2 separate regions of the Homo sapiens genome follow, and region 2 is linked to region 1. The links are chromatin loops, found by intact Hi-C in ENCODE. Cell type or tissue: dorsolateral prefrontal cortex. All regions are shown on one strand. Each heading gives the region's core, and the rest is flanking DNA. Links, peaks and the distances in the headings are about the cores only.

What was found. A loop is a pair of places that touch in the nucleus more often than their neighbours do. Peaks named below come from ENCODE experiments on the same cell type or tissue, not always from the same donor. Only the 100,000 strongest peaks of a DNase experiment are listed, where the experiment ranks them.
Region 2: it touches region 1 in a loop (11-fold over the local background); 3 of 110 quality-filtered maps call a loop at or near these places.

What each region holds. Positions count from the first base shown.
Region 1 is chr20:42,785,787-42,797,760 of GRCh38, reverse strand. PTPRT (protein tyrosine phosphatase receptor type T) reads left to right here. Exons shown (of 31, transcript NM_007050.6): 3 at 6,295-6,566. Among named protein-coding and RNA genes, the nearest start is that of PTPRT-AS1, 180 kb to the left of the region's middle. In dorsolateral prefrontal cortex, for the core only: no CTCF peak of the experiment used is centred there; a DNase peak (open chromatin) is centred at 5,586; H3K27ac peaks cover 1,611 bases.
Region 2 is chr20:42,842,588-42,854,561 of GRCh38, reverse strand. The region is part of intron 2 of PTPRT (protein tyrosine phosphatase receptor type T); the gene reads left to right. Among named protein-coding and RNA genes, the nearest start is that of PTPRT-AS1, 120 kb to the left of the region's middle. In dorsolateral prefrontal cortex, for the core only: no CTCF peak of the experiment used is centred there; no DNase peak of the experiment used is centred there.

The sequences.
Region 1 (11,974 bases), core at 2,380-10,379:
TAAAGGACCCTTGTGATTACATTGTGCTCAGCTGGAAAATCCAGAATAATCTCCCCATCTCAAGCTTATCTGGTTAATAACCTTAATTCCATCTGAACCTTAATTCTCTTGCCATGAAAGGTAACATATTACAGGTTTCAAATATTAGGATATGGACATCTTTGGGAGGCCCTTATTCTGTCTACCACAAAGTGGCCGAGGACTGTGTTTGCGGGGGAGGGTGGGAGAGATAGTCTTCATATAAGAGGCAGGAGGGGTGGGGGTCAGGATGTGTAAGGCTCCACATATTCTCATGAAAGACCTTGGGCTTTATAGGAAGTGGGGAATTTCCTATAAAGGAAGACCTCAATGGAAGTCGAGAACATGTCACGGTTGGCTTTGTATCTCAGAAAGATGGTGCTGAGTACTGTTTTATTGGATGGTGAGAGAATCAAGGACTAGACTGCTTAGGAAGTCGTTGCAAAATAAACAGTTTCTGACACAAATGCCATGGACCTGAATTAGGCCAGTGCCAAGGGAGTGGAAAGGAAGAAGATGGTCAGAGAAACAAAAGGAGGAGGCATCCCTGGACCTTGATGCCTTATCAATTGTGGGAGGTGGAGACGGGGCAGCAGATTTTACTCTGCCTCTCAGTGGATTTCTTACTATTTTCTTCTTCAGTCTATTAAGGTCTCCCTGCTACACTGAAACAAAACTTTAGGGGTATGGGAAAGATAGAAAAGAAGCTGTTTTTGAGGACCTACATGCAGCGATACTTATCTACGCACTTTATAAATAGTAGTTGTATTAATCCTCATGGATTACATGAGGCCACAATATGAGATGTGTTTTATAACCATTTTATAGAAGATGGTACTTGAGAGTCAAAGAGTTAAGTGACTTGTTTAAGATCATCAGAGAGAAGAGATGTATCTTGGGTTCCAGTTTATCCCAGGGACCCCTTGTTAGAAGCATCCTACATTGTCCTTGCTCACCAGGGCTTGGGCCTCAACAAACAGTTGTTGAACTGCCTGTCAAAGCTGAGGCTGGGAATGCCCAACGTGTGTGCACATACTTCTCCTAAGTCATGTGACATGTAGAATGCCTAGGACTTCTATGCTTCTGCTTCCTGAAGGCAACATATGCTCTTTTCCCTCTTAAATAGCTATCTGGGAAACCACTTCTGTGGCTGTACAGCTCGGGCAAGGAACGGCAGAGTTGTCTGCGGTAGAAACTGAAATCGGAGTCGGAAAATCTGAGTCTAAATCTTCATTGTGTTGGTTGACCTTGGCCAAGTTACTTGTTCCCTACTGGAGTTTATAAAATGAGTAGGTTGGGTTAGTTAAGTTCCTGTGACTCACTTGGATGTAATTTGTTATGCTTTGGTAAGTAATCCACAACTTCAAGACCAGTGCTATCCAACAGAAATTTCTGTGACAATGGATGTATTCTACACCAGCACTGTTCAATATGGTATCCACCAGTCATGTATGTCTACTGGGCACTTGAAATGTGGCTAGTATCTCTAAGTAAATGATTTTTTTCTACTTAATTTTAATTATTTTAAATAGGCATATGGCGTTATTAGCTACTGGTTAGGAAAGTGCATTCCTAGACCCTGTAGTCTCTGCTTTCTAAGAAGGAATAATTGGTTTGAGTATTTATCACTTTCTGGCTATGTGGCTTTAAGAAAATGACTTTACCTCTCTGTTCCTTCGTATTCCTTGCTTTAAAACAGAGATTGCATGGCACCACCTCATTAGGGTGCTAAACAATGCTTAGATCAATGCCTGGCACATAATAAGTTCTCAATAAACATAAGGTTTTATAAACGGCATTGGGCTCACTGTTACCTGCTGTTGGCTATCTGTTATAAAATTAGCATTTATTAAGTACCGTTTTTACTTAATATTCACTGAAAACAAACAACTTTGATCTGTAGGTTTCATTATCCCATTTTATAGATGAGGGCATTGAGGCCCAGGGAATTTTACTGACTTGCTCAAAGTCACACAACTAAGAAATGCCAGAAGCTGGAGTGAAACCCAGCTTACTTAACTGAAGATCCAGAACTTGTTTCATGTCACCACAGCTGCTTGGCTTTTGGCAGCATTTGAGGCCCCACCAGCATCCATTCCCTTCAAGTAGGTGCTGGCACTGGGAGCTGGCGGGGCCACCTGTCTGCAGGGACCATGCTGAGCTCTTGGTGCCCAAGGCCCTCAGCTGCCAGTCGCCCGAGCACACTCATGTAATCTTAATGAACAATGTGCAAAGCCATTAAAAACTCAATTAGGACTTTCTTTTTACTGCCGACGTGAGGAAATGCAATCCTGAGGTGCTCATGTGTAAACACAATAGCCACCATCTGCTATGGAGAAGCATTTTGCCTCCAAAAAGGAGATCTGTGTTGCAGACACATCAATAACGAGGCGCTTATCAAGGCATTATTATGCACGAAGGGGAAAAATGCAAAATTTATGGCCAGCCAGAGAGTACTTCCTGGTTTAATTCCACAATTTTCAGTGCTATGTATAATAACTATGAGGAAACTAATGCTGTTTTATGTTCCTTATCACGTTAGTAGATTTTTTTTTTTTAAGGGAGAAGGGAAAAGAATGTATTTACAGTCTTTCTCTTTCTTGTTTCTGACTGATCTTGGCGTAATGACCGGCTCATTTTTGATCTCCAGGAAACTGACAGCCCTGGGATGATATTAATTATGCCAACCTGTTGATCAAAGCGGGCCCCACAGAGCTGATGATATACAAGGGTTTTCACTCCTGAGCAATCTCTAGTGGCGCGCTTGAGCTCAACTCGCAGATAGGCTCCCTTCCTTTCTGGAGGGTGTGGTCAGACCTATATAAGGTGGGCTACATGTGGAAGGGGCTAGAGATGGCCGCTGGATCCCACCCCCCACCCCCAAGACCTTACACTAGCATTGCTGGATGCTTCTGTGCCTTTGCCTAGGCTATTCTATTTCAAATGCCTCCCAAGTTACCACCAAGGCTTGCTGCTCTTAATGATATCCTTAGGTAGCCTGTCTTGCAACTTTGCTTAGTAGCTACTGTTTCACATCTTATTGCCTTAAATAAAGGGACTTGTAGCTGAATAATAGTTTATTCCCTTTTTACTTAAAATCCAAGATGAGTGCTCCTAATAGGTGAGTAGCCTTCTGTGTGGTTGTGCTCATTCAGGGAACCTGGCTTCTTTTATGGTGCACTGCCCTCTCCTAGGCTCTTGAGCTCTGGGACATTCAGCTGGTAGATGGGAAAATAGAATGGGCCAATGATTCTCACTGCTTTATGTACATGCCGATCACCTGGGGATCCTGATAAACTGCAGATCCAAACTCAATAGGCCTGGGGGTGGATGTGAGATTCTTGTTTCTCACAAGCTCCCAGGTGATGCTGGGGTGGCTGGTCCAAGGACCAGTCTTTGAGAGGCAAGATCATTTAGTATGGAGGTGTGGGGGTGAGAGGGAGGCAGCTTTTACCAACCAGGCCTGGAAAGTGGCACACATCATACTCATGCCCCATTATCTAGAACTCAGTTGCATGTCCCTACCAAATGCTAAAGGGAGGCTGGAAGACATAGTCTAGCTGTGTGCCCAGAACAATGTTACAGGGTTGTGCATGAAGCTACATGGAACAGGGCAATCTCTACCTCCTCAGCGAGCCTGCCCTGCTACCGAAGCTAGGATGGAAAGAAGTGGGATCATGAACTGGTGGAAGGAAAACCTTCCCAACTCTCTCTACAGTGGATTGTAAGGAGCCAAGGGTACATGAGCCCGTGGCGTGAATTGGCAGGAGGACAGGAGCTGAAATGTGCATGCGGGTATCATGGGATTCAGAGAGGAGAGAGACACTTTGCTTCTCAGGCTGCTGCCTCTGCTGGGAGATGTGCTACTCCTCAGTGGCAGAGGCAGTCACAAACCCTTTGTGGGGCTTGTGAGTTGCTACTTACCTGTCCAAGGAAACCTTTTGGAACCCTGTGGCATGTAGGCCAGTGGACAGATATGGGCATGGATGCAGGCTCGGTCTCATCTCTAAGCCTCAATTTCTGCCCCTATAATTGCTCCTTTTTAGCTGCCCCCTTGCGAGTTTATGATAATTCAATAACTTCTCTGACATAGAGACATTGCTCCACTTACCTTGTGTTACTGCACGGCCATAAAACTGGGACGCCTTACTCAGAAACACCAGGCAAAGACACCCGCACCTTTGTTCCACTTCCAGTGGCTCCTTCCCCAGGAGGTGCTACATTTTCCGAAATCATGACTTTTGCGGCAATATGGATGGAACTAGAGACAATAATCTTAAGTGAAGTAACTCCAAAACAGAAAATCAATACGGCATGTTCTCACTTATAAGTGGTAGCTAAATAATGCGTACACATGGACGCAGAGTGTGAAATGATATTCACTGGAGGCTTGGAAGAGTTGGAGGGTGGGATGGGGGTGAGAGATGAGAAATTACTTAATGGATACAATATACATCATTTGGTTGCTAGTCAAACTAAAAGCCCGGACTCTGCCACTATGCAACATATCCATGAAACACAGCTGCACTTGTATCCCTTATATTTACACACAAGTTTTTCTCATTGGTAGGATGGCGAAAACCTGATAGCCACTGGTTCAGGTTTCTCTGTGCTTTTCACCTGGCTACCTTTTGGTACAAACCCACCCAACTATCCTAAGTGGTCATCCCAGTAAGACAACTGTGGCCCTAGGGATCTGGGCACAGTTGGAGGGTGGGTCCATGGCCATCCGCCTGCTCTGCATGGTGGTTCAGGGGAAACATGCAGAAAGTCTAATTTGGCCGTAAGTCCAAGTTACTTTGTGAATAATAACGTGGAGGTTTTGAACTCCTCTCTCTCTGTCTCTCCCTTTCTATCTCTCTCATGTCTGTTTTTAAATTCACTCAGAACCTGAAGGAGACAGGGTTTGATTGGTACCTTCTAGAATCCCAAGAAGTTATGGGTTTCCCAGCACTTATTAACTGGGAGCTGTTAGTCTTTTTGGTATTAGGGTGAAAGAATGAGGTGACTTTTAGCTATTGAAGTAGCTCAACTTGGCTGAGGATAAGTGGTCTTAAGGTTTATTTTTGAATTGAAGATTTTAGTGGTTTTCTAGGTGGAAACTGTCCTTCTAGAATCAACTGAGTTTATCTGCAGTGTTCCATGATGCAGTTTATTTCATAGAATCATAAGACTCTAAGTTCAGCCCTCCCAGTTGCTTGTGAAATTTCCTTAATCATCTCTTTAATTTGTCTAGGCTCTGTTTTGCCACCTGCTTTGGTGGGGACTCACTTTGTCTCTGGCCAGTCCATTCTATTTTGCACCAACTTTACTTGTTAGAAAGTTATTTGTACACTGAACTGAAATTTACCCCCTCATGGTTTCTTTCATGAGTCTGCCCTCCCAGGCAGCTTTATCAATAAGCTATTGTCACAATAAAGCTGCATGACACACTGAAAAGAAACTCACTGGCAAACAACAATAAGCGTTTATTCTAGCTCTCATGGAACTGTGCATTGATTGTAGATTGGCTGATCTAGGTTGGGCTTTTGGGCCATGTGGCTGTGATTCCAGCTGCAGGGGTGGCATGGCTTGGTTCTTTAAGATCAGTTCAAGTCAGGTGTCCTCCATGTGTGTATTCTTGATCCCAAGCTGAAAGGGGCAGCAGCTACTGGGGGCACATCCTTTTCATGAAAGGTAGCAGTAGTGCAAGACGGCAAGCCCAGCAAGGCAAGCACATTTTAACCTTTGCTTGAATCATTCTGTTAGCATCCTATTGACCAAAACAAGTCATATGGTGGAGCCCAAAGTCAAGGGATGGGGACATACCCTCTGTTTCTGCTGGAAGGAACTGCAAAGCCAGTGGCAAGGGACATGGATCCAGGGAGGGATAAAGAATTGGAAACAACCATTTAATTTGTCAAAGCAACTCAAAAGAGGCTCACTTCGTCCTACAAGGAAACTTTTTGAATGCTTGGAGATGTTTTCTGCAAACAGTAATAGTAGCTATGTTTTCTGCAAATAGCAATAGTAGCACGTTGTAGAAATACTTCATACATGTTACCATCTCTTAATTCTTAAAACCACCTTATTGAATAGATTTTTTATACCCAATTACAGAAGAGGATACTCAGGCTCAGAGAGATGTGGCTTTTGCAGGGTCACCCAGACCCTTCTAGAGTGACTTGATCTCTGGCCACTCCTCTGGCCACCATGTTTATGGGTGTGACTGATTTTCAGAAGGATTTTCTTACTTTCTCTTTGTCTCTACTTCCCACCTGCTTTGTGGGTCTCCAGGATCTTTCATGATGGTGAACAGCTCTGGGAGAGCCTCTGGCCAGAAGGCCCACCTTCTCCTGCCAACCCTGAAGGAGAATGACACCCACTGCATCGACTTCCATTACTACTTCTCCAGCCGTGACAGGTCCAGCCCAGGGGCCTTGAACGTCTACGTGAAGGTGAATGGTGGCCCCCAAGGGAACCCTGTGTGGAATGTGTCCGGGGTCGTCACTGAGGGCTGGGTGAAGGCAGAGCTCGCCATCAGCACTTTCTGGCCACATTTCTATCAGGTATGGCATTTTACCATGGTTTTATTTTTGAAAATTTGTAATAAATCTATACACCTTTGCTCTCCCTACAGGTGCTAGGTCTAGAAAGGACTTCATTTATTCACTCGTGTTTACTGTGCTTCTCCTCCTAGCCAAGCTCTGCAGAGGTGACCTAACACAGCCGCTGTCCCACTTGAATTCATCATTTGTAGGAAAAGACTGATATGTAGATAAAATAACAATGTACCAGGATGCATGTGGCTCCTGAAGATGCTAGAGGAACATAGGCATTGATTCCTTTTTATAAAGTCAGTGCTTATGACATGATGAGGGAGGTACTAGTACTAGCCTATTTTATGGATGAAAAGATTGAGGTTCGGAGAGATGAAATAACTCGTAAAAGATCACCCTCTGGGGAATGGGGTGTTTGCTGGGGAAGGCAATTAGGATGGTTTGTAAGAGGAGATGACATCTAAGATGAATCTTGAAGAATGAATACAAATTTATTTTAAAAGGGAGGGAGGGAAAGGCATTTGAGTTGTCACAGACAGTGTGTACAGTGAGCTGCAGGGGTGGATGATAGACTATGGCAGAGTTTGGAAAGTCTAAGTTGTTTAAGGTACATTGCAAAGAGGACAGACAGGGAGATCAGCCTGCAGGGACAAGCAGATCATGGGGGGCTTTGAATGTCAGGCTAATGGATGGAACTTAGTTTAAAGCAGTGCTGCTCATACTGTCCATGGTGAAGGGACACTTCCTCTCAACTCATTGTGGAGCAATACTCTTATAAACCATGGTAAAAAAAAAAAATCATGGCAATGACAGATTGTTGCAACAGTTCCTAAACCTCTCTCTCTTTCCTTCCTTATCTCCTTGCGAACTGATGCACACAGCGCACAGATTGGCACCAATCCATAAAGCATGCTTAGAGGAACATTTCTCCACATTGTCTTGGCCTGGGGCCATTGAAAGTTTTGTTTTTTTTTTTTTTAACAATGTTATTAAGGTAAAATGTACATATCACAGAATCCACCTATTTTAAGTGTGCAATCCCATGACTTAAGAAAACCTATTGAATTGTGCAACCATCATTATAAAGCAGTCCAGAACATGTTCATCATCCTAGTAAGATACACTGTGCTCATTTGCAGTTAATCTCCACTTGCACTGTTGAAAGGTTTTAGGTTAGAGGGTGAGGCAGTCAGATCTGCATTTTGGAGAAATTTCTCTAGCATCTGAAGCAGAAGATGAACCGGTGGCTGGGGGCTTCTTAGACATTCTCCAAGTTAATATCCATGGTACAGTTCTTCCAGATTTTAGTGTTAGGAATACATGTATCTATTGAGATTGCTTGTTGGGTTTACCTTAATGAGGCAATTCAAGCTTTATTTCCCTTTTGCCTTGGTAACGAGAAATCAGAATTTAATACTCAATTACCCTCAATATTTAGACTGGATTTTTGCCATACATATTTCAATTTTATCCTCAATGGCTTGTGATTTCCTTTTAGAATAATGTTATTTTTCTTCATGATGCATTTCCTGAAACTCCTTTCAGAAATAGGGGAGAGGTAGTGATGATGATGGTAATGGTGGTGATGGTGATACCTACCGTTCATTGGGTGTTTATCATGTTCCAGGCACAGTACAAAATGTTTCACATACATTACCTTGTTTAATCTTCACAACAATCCTTTGAGGCAGGTACTACGTACCCATTTTATAGGTGATGAAACGAAGGCTCAGAAATGGTAAGTGATAACCCAAGCTTGAACGGAGGTAGTGCCTTGTTTTTTACCCGTTTTGTTTGATTTCACTGTCTAAGCTAGTATAATCCAGTATAAATATAATGGGAACCACACATGTCATTTATAAACGTTTAGTAGCCACATTAAAAAGTAAAAGGAAATCAGTGAAATTAATTTTAGTAATACATTTTACTTAAACCAACGTATCCAAAATACTATCACTTGGACATGTAATCAATCTAAACAATTATTAGTGAGATGTTTTCTGTTCTCTCCCTGTCAATCTTTATAATTCAGTCTATATTTTACACTTACAGTAAGTCTCAATTTAAATGTTTTATTTTCATTAGTAATAATGATCTGTATTTGGACTCATAAAATGTATAGCTGAAGAAGTGGATACATATACACAAGTTGTTCCAAACATTCTTAAGTGAATTGGGTATCAGTTTTTAAATTAAAATGTAAGGTAACTGAAGTTAAGTAAAATGAGAAGTTCAGTTTCCTAGTCTCATTAGCCACGCTTCAGTAGCTCGTGGTTGTCAAATTAGTACAGATCATAATTCTTAACCACTTGGCTCCACAATTTCCCCTAGTAGAGTTCTTGAAAGGCTTAGCCACGCCTGGAACTTGTGGATGGGGAGATGAAGCGGGGTAACTCCAAGGCTGGGCTCTCAGAAGGGACCTGGCCTTTATGAGGTGCTGGTTCTGCTCATTCTCATCCTCCATTGCTGGAGAATCCCGCAGCTATCTCTTGTAATGCCTTGGTCTGTGTTGAGGGTTTTCTTAAGGTTTTTATTTTGGGGTTCTTTGTCAGGAGACTTAAAGGAGTAAATAATGAGATATAATGGCAATGACTGTCGAACAGCACAGGTGACTCCCGCAATCCTGGAGATCTGCAAGCAGCCTGGGAGATGGACCTAAGTAGCCTTGTTTGGGACCACGTTTCCTTTGCTTTTCCCCCAGCCTCATCTCCTTGGCCTGCCCATGGGTGACCAAGAGCCAGAGGCAGGAAGTAAGGAAAGTTAGGAAGAGAGCAGAAATAAAAGAGGAAGTGAGAAAGAGAAGAAAAGAGAAAAAGAGAGAGTAAATTCTTGGAAGAACTCATCACACCATCATTCAGCCACTCGCTCCCTATTCTCATCTGCTTGTCAGTCATTTTGCATCCTGCGTGAGCCAGGCCAGTTCAGGCATTGGTAACGCAGAGGTGAGTGGGACAGAGCTGGCCTTGGGGTGGTCAGGGTGGACTGTTGTCATTTGGTGTGAGGTTAAGCCCCTGTTCCCTTCTTTACAACAGCAGGAACCTATGAATGAAAGTGGCTAAAAGCAGAGTCCTTTGTTTTTAACACGTGTCACTAACAACGTGACGTGTTGTATCCTAGATGTTTTGAGACAAATTATATATCTTTGGCCTCTTTACTTCGGTGTCTTTTCCTTTTGTGTAATATGTTTTAGTACAAACCTTTATCTGAAACTGATGGTGTCAGATATGTGTCAGAATTCACAATGTTTGGAATTTAGTAATATATTAGTAATATATTGGCATATCTTCTGTATTTTATAACAACCCTGGTAGGCTCTGAGGCAGTACCCTGTAATCAAATGTAATATTTCTACAGCAAAACTTACACACACTCACAAGAAATGGGATAAATAAAGACTGTAAGTAGTATCAGGCCATTCGGCTGTGTTCAGGTTTTACCACCAAATTACTTTTTATAATACTAAGGTGAAGAACGTTGTTTTCAGAGCTTTTGGGGTTTCAGAATTGCATTAAGCATATAGCCTTATATTCTCTACCTGCACAGTTGCGTGAACAAGGGGATCAGATCTTGCTTGTACATTCTGGGAAGAATACCCAGTGTATGATTTGTAGAGTGTGCTCTGTGGAACATGTGTTCCCCGAGATTCTCTGTAGTGAAGGCTGATGTGGTGGAGGTCACAGCATTTTGAAAAAGCTGTGTGATGTATTCGGTTCTAGGAGACTCACAGTTACCCACGTGGGAGTTCTGAGGAGTCAGAAAGAAATCCATTTATTGGTGTTTAACCTCCTGTCTTGCCTCTAAGTTTGATCTTGGCCCTCTTTTTGTTGGATGACCACCTGACTATAGAGATAGTATTCTGCAGACAGGTGGCCCTACATCTCAGTTTGCTGGGACAACCCTGGTTTACTCCCATTATCCTGGTGAAATTAAGAGCATCCATTTCATAGTGTGCCCCAGTTTCAGTGATAAATTATATAGTCTTCCTATCCATAGACATTTACAGAATGCATACTGGCACATGTGGCTTAGGTTTATCCTCATTTTGTAGATAAGGCAAACATTTTCTGTTAAGGGCAGAAAGAAAACATTTTTGTCTTTACAAGCCATACAATTTCTATTGCAATTACTCAATTCTGCCATTGTACCATGAAAGCAGTCATAGATAATATGTAAATGAATGGACCCAGCTGTGTTCCAACAAAACTTTATGTGCAAAAACAGGTGGTGGGCTGGATTTGGCTTCCAGGCCATAGCTGAACCCTGATGTACATGATAAAGCTGATGATGTCCAGAGTTGCATAGTGAAGTCCAAGAACACGTAACAAATTATTGGCAAAGCTGAGAGCAGATCCCAGATACCCTACTCCCTAGACTGTCACCACTGTATCATTGACTGTAGACATAAAGTATCTCTAAAAGCTCATGGGCACGGTCAGTGAGCCTTTAAGGTTTCAATTAGAAACCCCATATATAGGACCAGACACAAATGGGTACAGGATGGGGCCACAGGTTGAAGTACAATGAACAAGAAAATTGACTGAGTACAGGGACAGTCATACCATTTGCCATGCTTTTGGATGAGGCATGGGGGGAAAGGACATTTCTGGAGTACCCCCTATGTTCACACCCTATGAGAGGCATGAGATCTGTGCAGTAGCTCCCTCTATTAGGTGGCAACATGTCCTATCTTCCAGCGTAGGAAGCACTACTGGTAAATTCAAGTCCCCATGATCCATCCCAGGTCCTCTGGCTCTAAGCTCTGCTTTGCCTTTAGGGAAAATAGCTTGCACTTTCTGAGAATCTTCTTCCTAGTTGTGTAATGTTAGCTGTATCCTGTCATCATTCAGAATCACAGTTCCCTCATCTGTAGAATGGAGAGGATATTAGGTATGATAGGACCTTCTGCAGATGAAATTAGAGAACATATATGTATCATCATGTCAGGTATATTAGTCTGTTCTCATACTGCTATAAAGAACTTCCCAAGACTGGGTAATTTATAAAGAAAAGAGGTTTAATTGACTCACACTTCCACATGGCTGGGGAGGCCTCAGGAAACTTACAATCATGGCAGAAAGGGAAGCAGGCACATCTTACATGGTGGAAGGCAAGAGAGAGCCTGTGAAGGAGGAACTGTCAAACACTTATAAAACCATCAGATCTTGTGATAACTCATTCAGTATCACAAGAACAGTATGGGGAAAACCACCCCCATGATCCAATCACCTCCCACCACGTTCGTCTCTCAACATGTAGGGATTATGGGGATTACAATTCAAGATGTGATTTGGGTGGGGACACAGAGCCAAACCATGCCATCAGGCTTGTAGTGGGCCTCAGTGGAAGGAAGGGAGGAAGGGAGGGAGGGAAAAAGGAAAAGAGGGAAAAAGAGACAAAGGGGAAGGAGGAAGGAAGCC
Region 2 (11,974 bases), core at 2,709-10,708, 56 kb before region 1:
AGGTACCATGCCTGTGGTGGGTGCAAGGCACATGTCAGGTGGTGTTAGGAAGAGTTTCCCCCACCCATTCTGTCACAGTGTGCCTAGGGAAGCTTCCTGTGAGAATTCTGAGTGATAGCAGGTGTGGTAAGTTAAACAGTCCTTGATTAAACTCTGGTTGTACCTCCCTAGTTTCTTTCCTTTGTCAAGGTGTTCAAACTTGCTATGTCTTGGCCTCCTTAAACCATGCGTGAATAGGATGTGTGCTTCAAGGATAGAGTTCCTTATTCCTGTCTCTATTTTCAGTACCTAGTAAGGTGCCTGCCAGACAGTAGGCTTGGTAAGTATTTGCCAAATGAACGAATGAATGAACAAATAAAAGGAAACAAATGGGTACGTATGGAAAGGAAGATGGAATGTCACCATTACATCCTACTCTCCAGACAGAAACACTCTGGGTATAAGGAGATCCAGAGTCATGTTGTGACGAGGTATTGTGAGCCGTAATGGTACTGCAGGTCTCCCCAGTTCTACTCCAATGATTTGATTTGGTGGGTTGGAAAGGATTTGTTGACACAGATCTAGACATATATGTGATTTGATAATGGGTGGTACAGAATTAGCCCATTTTCCATCTGGTCCTGCCCAGATTTGCTCAGCCACGGGGTTAGTCTATTCAGATCCAGCTCAACTTTGCTGTATTTTAGGAGCCCATCTCTCAAGATAGTAGTGATTAAAGTCAGCCTGCTGGCGCAATCCTGGCATGCAGTCATTCTGAGGAAAACGTATACAAGGTTGTGATGGTTAATTCTGAGTGTTAAATTGATTGGTCTAAGGGATGCTCAGATATCTGGTAAAACATTAATTTTGGGTGTGCCTGTGAGGGTGTTTCTAGATGAGATTAGCATTTGAATCAGAAGACTTAGTAAAGAAGTCTACCAATGTGGGCAAGCTTAATCCAATCGTTCGAGCACCAGAATAGAACAAAAGGGCAGAGGAGTTCATTTTTTCTCTCTTTTCTTGAGCTAGGACTCTTCTCCTATGCATGGGCATTGGAGCTTCTGGTTGTTGGGCTATCAGACTTCCAGACTTACACCTTCTCATCCTGGGTTCTCAGGACTTTGGCCTCAGACTGAGAGTTATACCATCAGCCATCACCTCTTCTAGTTCTCAGGCTTTAGGACTTGAACTAAATTATACCACTGGCTTTCCTGATTCTCCAGCTTGCAGACAGCATACTGGGGGACTTCCTGGCCTCCATAATTGCATGAGCCAATTTCCATAAGTCTCCTCTTATATATCTTTATATATTCTGTCGGTTCTATTTCTCTGGAGAACCTTAACTAATACAAAGTTCTTCATATGAGGCTTCTGCTTAGTTTTCTTGATTAAGATGGTGATTCCTGAATGAGACCAAAATACTCAGGGCCAAGCCACATGAGCTAAAAGGCACTGACAATGCTGAGTTAATGTAGATATATCAGACCAAAGGGTGCCTGAGATTTAGCTTCTTTGCTCTTATCCTGAAATGCAGCAAAGCTGTTGCTTCATCATCTAGCTTCTGACTCTCAGCATCCCCATCTCCTGATGCCTTCACTTGAACATCTTTGCTGGGCAGCTCCACCACCATCTTTGACTCCTCAAGTATGCTAGCAACCTGGGTGGAACCTGCATTTGTCATATTCTCTTGGCCACTCTGAGTGAACTTGTGTTCACTCTCTAGGGAGGTCTAGGTTTCCCAGTGGGTTTCTGCAGCCCCACCTACCTCTCAGTCTGTTCTCTTCTGCACCCAAGCACTGTAAAATTAGTACAAGCCTCACTAACTAGAAGGCATGTTGATAGGTCAGATGAGAGGGTTTGTGAAATAGAGGAGGTATCTAGGCTGGGCTTGGTGGGGAACAGAATCCATGAATGAAGGCTGTATCTCTAGGATGAGCCAGTGGAGAAAAATCCTCAAACTGATGGAAAAGAAAAAATACTCTGGCTCTGAAAATCAAAGGACATAGCCCTCTGAACAAGTGTGATTAGTATTCTAAAAAAATATATGAAGGAGGCATCAAAGAAGAACCCATTGGCATTAGCAAGAGGTTTTAGGGACCAGATACGAAATAAATTTCTAAAAAAAAATTAGCAGGTTTTTTCTATGTGCAGTTTTTAAATTGTAATATATAGAGCAAAGAAAAACCCAATCATAACAGGACAGAATATCTTTTAAAGCTTGGGATGAAGATAAAAAAAATGCAGGAACAACATGAAAACTTTAACACAGAGGCACATAAAAGAAGACTTGAATACTTGGAAAAATATCATGTTTCTGAATGGAAACGTGTATTCATATAAATATGTCAATTCTCCCCCAAAGTGATTACATATTTATGTTTTTAAAACTTGACAAAAATGATTGTAAAGTTTGGATAGAAGATGAAATGCATAAGAATGGCAAAAGGGACATTTTGTCCCTTAATAGAAGGGAGATTTGCACAGCAAAAAGTTACAGAGAGTTATAAAATAACTTAATACTATAAGCAATTTAGTGGCTAGTGAAATAAAATGTAATTGAAACAGAATACAAAATAAGATAATGAAAATGATTTGTGTCTATGTAAATACTTACTATGTGATAATGGTAGACTTAAATCGTTTTGGGAAATAATAGATTATATAATTAATGCTGTTAGGAAAATCAGCTTTTTAGAGGGAAAGGCAGATCATTATCTCAGTCCGTACATAAGCATAGATTGCAAACTATGGTGTACAGGCCAAATCTGGTTTGCTGCTTGTTTTGTAAATTAAATGTATTGAAACATAGCCACACCCATTCATTTACGTATTGCTTGCGGCTGCTGTTGCACCACCATGGCAGAACTGAGTAGTTGCAAAAGAGACGATATGGTTGCAAAGCCAAAAGTATTTACTATCTAGCTCTTTACGAAAAATATTTGCTGACCCCTGCTTTGACACATGGAGAGCAGGAACTTGAGCTGAAGCAATAGCAAATAAACAGGAAACATCTTATTCTCTATGGTTGGGGTGACATATTTATTTTTGTTTCAATAGGGACATTTTTGAGAGTAAAAGGAATACCCCAGGTAGGCAGGGAGGTATTATAATTATAGATGCCTATAATGGATCAAGAATTGGATTGGAAAGGGAGAAATGCAAGACAGTGATGATTAGAGTTGAGTAAGATTAGAGTTAATAAAGTTAAGAATAATAGAAATCAGCGTTGTTAAAAGCACAGTCTTTTAACAGCAGAAAGGAGCCTTGTGAGTCTTCATGGATCTTTAGATACTTTTGATAGAAAGTAGTAACTCAGTTATTCTCAGTGTCACACCAGGCAGAATGCTATTTATTATGCAACATAAAAGCAGAGGCAAAAACTCAAGTACTTCTTGAGCTGTGCAGGGAACAGAATAGATGTAAGACAAGAACAAAATGTTCAACTCTAATGAGAGGATAAGAACATTAGAAGACTAGTATCTTGGATGTTTGAAACAGTGGAGAATGGCCAACAGGAAGGAACAGCTGTAATTAAGTGCAGATCTAAAGAAGTGGCAGAAAAACTGTGCCTTGCAAGTTTGACTTAGCAACGAGCCAGCTACCAAGAGCCCTAATGAGGACCAAAGATGGAAGATGTCTGTGGGGAGTGAGACCCGGGTAATCAGCTTGTTTTTTCCCATCTGTGAGTTTTCCATCTGATGAGAAGAAAGGGCGTCAGGAGGTAGACTGGTCCAAGGGCTGCTCTTTGAAGACACCTGATCTCAAATCACTACCATGGTCAGGAGGGGATGCTCCAAAGTGAGCTCCAGGAAAATAGCTTTGCAGATAAGCCCATGGGCCTCTAAGCACCTTCCCTGTTGCTTGGAGAAAAAGGACCAGGCCTGGCCATGGGTTAAACCAGCAGCTGGCCTCACAAAGGAATGTGTAAGTGCCACTGCCTTTGGGGTTGACACTGCAGTGCAGTGGGTGTATAGCAACTGAACAAAAAGGACTGACTGCCTACCACTGGGGGATGCCAAAAGACTCGCCTGTAGAAGGCACATTCACAACACTGGTTAATGGCCCAGTCTCCTAACATAAATAAAATGCCTCCATCCTTACATATCCAGCCCTTGCCATAATGAGCCACAGTCCATCTCATGTTAACAAATGCCTTTTCAGGTTGGGCCTGATTTTCCTTAGTTATTCCGGTTCGGACGTTAAAATGACAGAGTTAGTAATTGGAGGGCTTCAGAAGAATCAATTAGTCCAGTGCTTTTCAACTTGAGGACCTGGGAATCTGGGAAGGAGAAGTGGTAGTGCTTGAAGCGCTTTTAGTATTTCAAGATGCCTGTGCCTACACTATACAGGTTCAAAGAAATCTCAAGTTCTTTGGGTTAGGTTTCAAATTCAACCCGGTGAACAAAGCTGTGATCTCATGCTGCTCAGAAACCTGAAGGGGGGAACTTGCTTTGATTAGGAGAAAATGGAGGAAGAGGTAGTCCTTCACAAATTCAGTTTATGCAGTGGACAAGCCTTTCATAACATGCAGCCCAGGGAGAAATGTAGTCATAGGGAAAGTTGAGAACCCCTTGGCTTATCCATTGTGTAATCTGTGTCCTTCCATTTAATAGGTGATGAAACCTGGACCCAGAAGGAAATGGGACAAGGTAGCACAGCCCAAGTTGTAGGAAACAGAAACAGCAGGATTAACTTCCTCTAAGTCTGAGATTTAAAGGGGTAGACATAGGCATCTGGAGACCTGGAGTTCTTGTAGGGGTGAAGAGCTAACATTTATTGAGGACTTACTGTGTGTTGGGTGCTGTTCTAGAAAATTCACACACATCGTCTCATGTAATCCCTAGAGTGATCGTGTGAGTTAGAGATTATTCTCTGAAAGATTCAGAGGAGGAAAACAAGGTTCATGGAGTCTAAGTGACTTTTCCCCAAGATGATGTAATAATAATGGAGCTGGGTTCTAACAGAGTGTGTTGTGGCCCCCAGGGCTGATGCTCTGCCCACTGTACCACCCTATCTTGGAGAATGAACCTCTATGGGTTTTGGCTACCCTAGGGGCATGTGAGGAGGGAGTTTCAAAATTGTCCTCTTGGGAAAAAGAAACCACTGGACAGTGCCTGCATCTGATCTGTTTCCACTTTCCCCAGAAGCAGTACATGCCTGACTTTCTGTAAATGTTGGATTAATTGATTTAATTTAGTTGATTGTCACTCCAAGGAGTTCTGTGAAAGAACAATGGAACTCTGAATTCAGGCCTAGAGCAAGTGGGAAAGACTTAGGAGGAGGCTGGTTGTCATTTAAGAGAAAGTGGGACTTCCTAAAATGGACCTCTTTCACTTAGCAAATTCCACTTACCCCTTGGCTGTCAGAAAGACCCCTGTTTCCTCAGCATGGGTACTGGTATAAAAACAGGCACATAGACCAGTGGAACAGAATAGAGAACTCAGAAATAAGCCCAAATACTTACAGCCTGATCTTCAACAAAGCAAACAAAAACATAAAGTGGGGAAAGGACACCCTATTCAACAAATGGTGCTGGGATAACTGGCAAGCCACATGTAGGAGAATGAAACTGGATCCTCATCTCTCACCTTATACAAAAATCAACTCACAATGGAACAAGGACTTAAATCTAACATCAGAAACCATAAAAATTCTAGAAGATAACATCGGAAAAAACCCTTCTAGACATTGGCTTAAGCAAAGACTTCATGACCAAGAACCCAAAAGCAAATTCGACAAAAACAAAGATAAATAGATGGGACTTAATTAAACTGAAAAGCTTCCGAACAGCCAAAGAAACAATCAGCAGAATAAACAGACAGTCCACAAAATGGGAGAGAAATTTTGCCATCTATACATCCAACAAAGGACCAATATCCAGAATCTACGAGGAACTCAAATTAGAAAAAAAAATCCCAACAAAAAGTGGGCTAAGAACATGAATAGACAATTCTCAAAAGAAGATATACAAATGGCCAACAAACATATGAAAAAATGCTCAACATCACTAATGATAAGGGAAATGCAAATCAAAACCACAGTGTGTTACCACTTTACTCCTCCTGCAAGAATGGCCATAATCAGAAAATCAAAAAATAATAGATGTTGGTGGGGATGTGGTGAAAAGGGAACACTTTACACTGCTGGTGGGAATGTAAACTAGTACAACCACTATACAAAACAGTGTGGAGGTTCCTTAAAGAGCTAAAAGAACAACCATTTGATCCAGCAATCCCACTACTGGGTATCTACCCAAAGGAAAAGAAGTGATTATACAAAAAAGATACTTGCACACACATGCAGCACAATTTGTAATTCCAAAAATAGGAAACCAGCCCTAAACTCCATCAATCAACAAGTGGATGAAGAAATTATGGCATGTATATGCCATGGAATATTACCCAGCCATAAAAAGGAACAAAATAATGGCATTTGCAGTGACCTAGATGGAATTGGAGACCATTATCCTAAGTGAAGGAACTCAGGAGTGGAAAACCAAACATCATATATTCTCCCTCATAAGTGGGAGCTAAGCTCTGAGGATGCAAAGGCATAAGAATGACACAATGACTTTGGGGACTCGGGGAAAGGGTGGGAGGGGGGTGAGGGATAAAATACTACAAATTGGGTACGGTGTATACTGCTAGGGTGATGGGTACACCAAACTCTCAGAAATCACCACTATATAACTTAGTCATGTACCCAAATACCACCTGTTTTCCAAAAACCTATGGAAAAAATTTTTTAAAGACCTCTGTTTTCTAACAGGATGGAAACATCACTGCCTCTTGCCCTGTCATTGATGCAAAGTCTAAACAGTCTCAAGGTGAACATGGTAGGCCCAGGGAAGTCCTGGGAGTGTCACCTGTGGGTGGCCTTCCCTTCAGCCAGCAGATCACTCAACTGTGGCAGCTACAGGTCTGTGAGAGACATTGATGGCTGTGGCATGTGACTCTAAAGCCCCATTTAGTGTCCCAGTGATGAGGGCTGAACATGTATATCCAAGTTGATGCCCATGGATGGAGCAACATCTCGTGCCTTGAGTGCTTACTTCCTGGGCAGATTGAGAGCTGTGCTAGTGGTGTTCACGCGACCCTTTCAATCCATCTTTACCCACCTCCACCCTGCTCACTGCCCTGAAAGGCTGGCCTGTATAGGCTCTGCCAATGCCCTTGGTCTTCTGTATGGCCAGAAATCAGAGGGGGGCGGGGAGTAAGAGTGTTCTGTGTACTTATTCCCTGGGCCTTCCCTGTGTGGTTGCTATGGGCCAGCCGTGTGTCTTGACTGAAGGTTGCTGTTCCTCTCAAGGGGATCTTCTCGCCCCTGTTCTCTCCTGCTGGCTTCTGTTAACGACTTCCTCCCCTAATCCCTTCCATCCCCGTGGGTGCTCTGCTACACTTACCCTTGTCCTTGCCCGCTTTGTACCTTTGTAAATATTCCCTTTGTTAACTTGCCTTGGATTCTCCTCATTCGAACATGCCCAGGGTGACCCTGATTGATTCTCTAGGCATTAACTAATTTGATCTTCATAAAAACTGGAGGACAAGGAGACTGTTATTATCACCACCCTCATTTTTAAAATGAGAAAACACAGGCATAGAATGGCCCCATTGTTTTCTCCAGAGTCTCATTGTTTGTAAGGAGTAGAGACAGAGTTTGCATCTGGCTTGTTCCTGCACATTTTCTACCACAGCACTAGGGTACCTACTTCCATTGATTCTTTTCGAGGGAGACCTAAGACACAGGAAAACAAAGGAAAAAATCAGGCTCTGTAGCCTTCTTGGAACCTCTGTCCCCAGGCCCAGTCCTTATCTCAACTTTCCAGAGCTCCCCACTTCAGAAGGTAGGAGCCAACTAGCCACATGGGAAACCAGAGCTCCTGAGGGGCAGCGAAGAGAACCCTAAAGAGGTCATTCCCCAGACAGCTGGGCTTGCAACTCATTCACTTAAATTAAAACTTTATCCCCTATGGTGTTTGAGGCTCACCAAATGCCTGTAGCCATTGTCCCAAGCTTTGTATTAAGCAAGAGTGCCTCTTCTTGCAGCCCCTAGAAGCCAAGAATGTGAGATCATTACTGTGGTAGTTTGCTTATGAAGGGTGAGGAGCCCCAGCACCACAGCCATGGCGAACATCTGGTACAGATGGGGCCAGTCTCAGTCCTTCCATGTATGGCTTTAGTGCTTTGGAAGCTTTTGCCTTAAGCCTGACATCTGCTTCTGTGATGCATTTTGCTGAGCTCTCCTCAGAGGGGGCGGTCACCACAAGGTGTTCCATTAGGTGTCTTAATAAGCCTTGTAACTGCAGCCCGGCATGCCTCTCCCCTGCAGAGCTGCTTTCTGCATGAGGATGGGAAGGGTGGATAGTTCAGACATAATTTGCAATGGCAGCAGGAATATTATTTTTGCGTTATAAAGCATGGCGAGTGACCTTATCAAAGTAGGAGAAGTGAGCAGGCAGCAAGTGAGGGCATCCATGGTTCTGGGTGACACACGGAGGCTGGTGGGTGGTGGGCGTGATGGTGGTAAGGTTTTGAGGCCCTCAGCTGCCTTGTAGCGTCCCTGGGGGCTGCAGGATGCTCAGCTTCCCTTGCAGACCCCTGCAAGTTCTGTCTTTAATAGACCTATGCTGGGCCAAGTAGGTGTGGCTGTCTCATGACTGAGAACAAGGATTTTGTCTGTTCTTTGAGGGCACCCCTGGGTTTAACCCTGAGCCCTGGACCAGCTGGAGGTCTGATTCTTTACCTGCCCAGTTCTTCTCTGCCATCATTTCTCAGAAGCTTGTGCTATCTCTGATTTCCTGAGGTGTTCTGGGATAATCTCGCTTGCCCTTAACCAAGTGCTCCATACATGTCCCATTTCTCCAGACCAGATCACAGAGCTCTGTTCATGCCTGTCTTGGACTCCTGCATCCAGCTCATACCCAGGGAGTTCTCTGCCATGCCCTTCCTCCATTGCTTGTGCAGCAGGTGGGCTGTGTGACCCACGTGGGTATAGCAGGTGTGTGCCCTCTCAACAAGGAGAGTCCAGGATTCCAGACTTTTTTAAGTACTCTCTGGAGCATTCGTAGAAAACTCAGAGTCAGATTTTTCTCAGACCACACACTCTGTCACACACATGTGCACACACAGAAACACATGCACGCCCTTCAATTTATGATTATAATTATGATTTAGGATGAGAAACAGGTTTATATAAAATCATAAACCTGCATATATGGAAAAGATGACCTTGGATCACCAACCAATATAACACTCCCATTTTACAGAGAAGGCAGTTGAGATCCAGGAGAAGTGACTTGGCCATTACCACACAAGACAGCCCTTTAGCTTTCCCCAGTCTGGACCTCTGAGGGGCAAGAACACCCGAAACAGAAACAACAGTGGACATCGAGCAAGGCACTGGTCTGACTGCTCCGAGGATCCTGAGTACATTCACACACTCAGGCAAGGGAGGGGTGGGCTGCTTGCTTACCAATGTCTAGACACTTTGGTCTTAGGCAGCCCCCTTCTCCCACAGGGGCATCTTCATCCTTACCTTCATAGTAACAAGGGATGAGAGCTGAATCTGATGGTCCCCGTCAAGCAAAGCACTAGCCACTCCCAGAGGGCTGGTTCTTGGAGACCGCAAACTCTATTGTCACATTGGCAGAAGGTGCTGGGAGAATGAACCTGAACAGGTGGGTGGGATAGAGAGTCATGGAATGGCAGGCAGGGACCATGGGTTTCCTCCAGACTAGGCAGCTTGCCAAATCCCCGTACGCCCATCTCCTAGCATGGGGTCTGACCCAAAACAGGGGCTCGAACTGATGAATGAACAAACGCCAGAGCAGTGTGAAGCTGATTCTAGATATGTTGAAGGTACCCAAGGACTTTGTATTTTTGGTGAGTCAGGAGAGGGGAGAGGGGTCAGAAGGGAAGCATGAGAGCCCCACTTAGCCCATTGTCATGTGGGGGAAGTCATGGGGAGTGGTCAGCATGGATTCCCTCTGAGAGCCCCAGCCAGGGGCCTTCTGTCACTGTGAGTAACCAAATTGTTTTTTTGACCAAGACTTTCTGGACCATGAAGAAAAAAAAATCCATTGTCATTTCTGAAATCCTGGTCCTGGAAACCAATGAAATCACCTGAGCAAGGACTATGACTCTCATAGAAAGGACCCCTTAATTCTGATGGTAATGTGGATGCTATGGCGGTGGGAGCTTTGGCATCAGGCTCATATCTAAAGATGAGTTTATAGGAGTTCTCATTTTTCTCTTCATGCCTTTTGAATTTGGTAGGCTTGCCTCCCTGAACCCGGGGTATGTTTTCATCACAAAAAGATTTGAAAAACACTATGATTTCTAATTACTGGTGCTTTCCTATTATTACTGTGACTGCAATGACCGCCAATGCTACTTCATATGTATTTTATGGGAGTGAAGTGAAATAATGAATGGAAAGTGCCTAGCACAGTGCCTGGCACATAGTTGGCATTCAAAAAACAGGCCTTTCCTTCTCTGATGCTCACCTGCGTAAATGTTGTTCCCATGTCCTCAATACATACACTTAACTACTTTATTTTGAAGTTTTGTGTTTTTTCTCATTATCTTCTATTGTTACGATGAATTTTACTCAGGTTCTTGATCTTTCAGTTTTCTTGGCCAAGTTTCTGAGATTTTCCATGCAACACACTCGCATGCATTATTTTTTCCTGGCTGGTTCTACTAATAGAATTTTACTCCTAAGGAAGGTGATGTGCTTTTTAAGGTCACTGTAAAGAGATGACATGAGGTCAAGTCTTACCCCTTAATTCCCTCTCATTAGAATGTGGCACCCAGAATTCAGCCAGAGATGGCTTTAGTCCAATTTGGAAGCCCTCCATGCTTACTTTCCTCCTTGGAGCCAAAGCTACAACCATGGGCATGGCCCCTGTTCTTTGTATACCTGAGGGAGTGCTCTGCCCCAAATCTTTCTGCTCCCCTCAATAGCAACCTATTACACCTGCCATATTCTTACTATTGCTCAACTCTAAATTCAGGCCACCAGAGGTTATCACCCTTGCCAGGTTTCTTTGGAGAAATGACAATTTGAGATGCTACCATCTGCCACATTTACCTGAATTACCTCAAATTCTGGAGACTCTGTTTCCCAAAAGAAGTCATTGCTTGGGTTGATTTCTGACAGGTTCCTGCCTAGTAGCAGCTGCCCAGCAGAGGCCGTGGTGGGAGCAGTCAGTCCCTGGCTTTGAGAAACAAAATTCCCCAAGGGAACTGCAGAACCACACTGTACCTGAATCCATCAGCATACGAAGGCCGGGTGTGGCATGAGATGTGCACTGTGTAATTGCTTCTTTACCTCCTGCCTGAAATTGTCTATCGGAAGCTATTAATAGCTATAGTTTATTTTCCAAATCTCTTTAGGGAACCAACATTTATCTCAGACAGGCAGAAATCTTAATTGTGGAGTTTTTAAGCCAGAAGTTCCTTGGAAGGGAATATAATCCACATGCTTATTTAGCAGGTGAAGATTTAGGGATCCCGGAAGTGAATTAGCTTATCCAAGGTCATACTAGGCCTGACTAGATGGGTTCTGTGGTCTAGGTGTTCGTATCTCCCTCTTCCAAATTCGTATGTTGCCACCGAATCCCCAATGTGATAATTTTAAGAAGCGGGGCTTTTAGGAGGTGATTAAGTCATGAGGGTGGAGCCCTTGTGAATGGGATTTGTGTCCTTATAAAAGAGGCTTGAGGGACCCCCTCTGTTCCTGCTGCTACGTGAGGGCACATAGAAGCTGCCATGCATGAAGAAGAGGCCTTCATCAGACATGGAACCTGCCACCACCTTGATCTTTGACTTTTCAGCCTCAAGAACTATGATCAATAAATTTAGGCCAGGCTCAGTGGCTCATGCCTGTAATACCAGCACTTTTAGAGGCGAAAGTGGGCAGATTACTTGAGGTCAGGAGTTCAAGACCATACTAGCCAACATGGTGAAACCCCATCTCTACTAAAAATACAAAA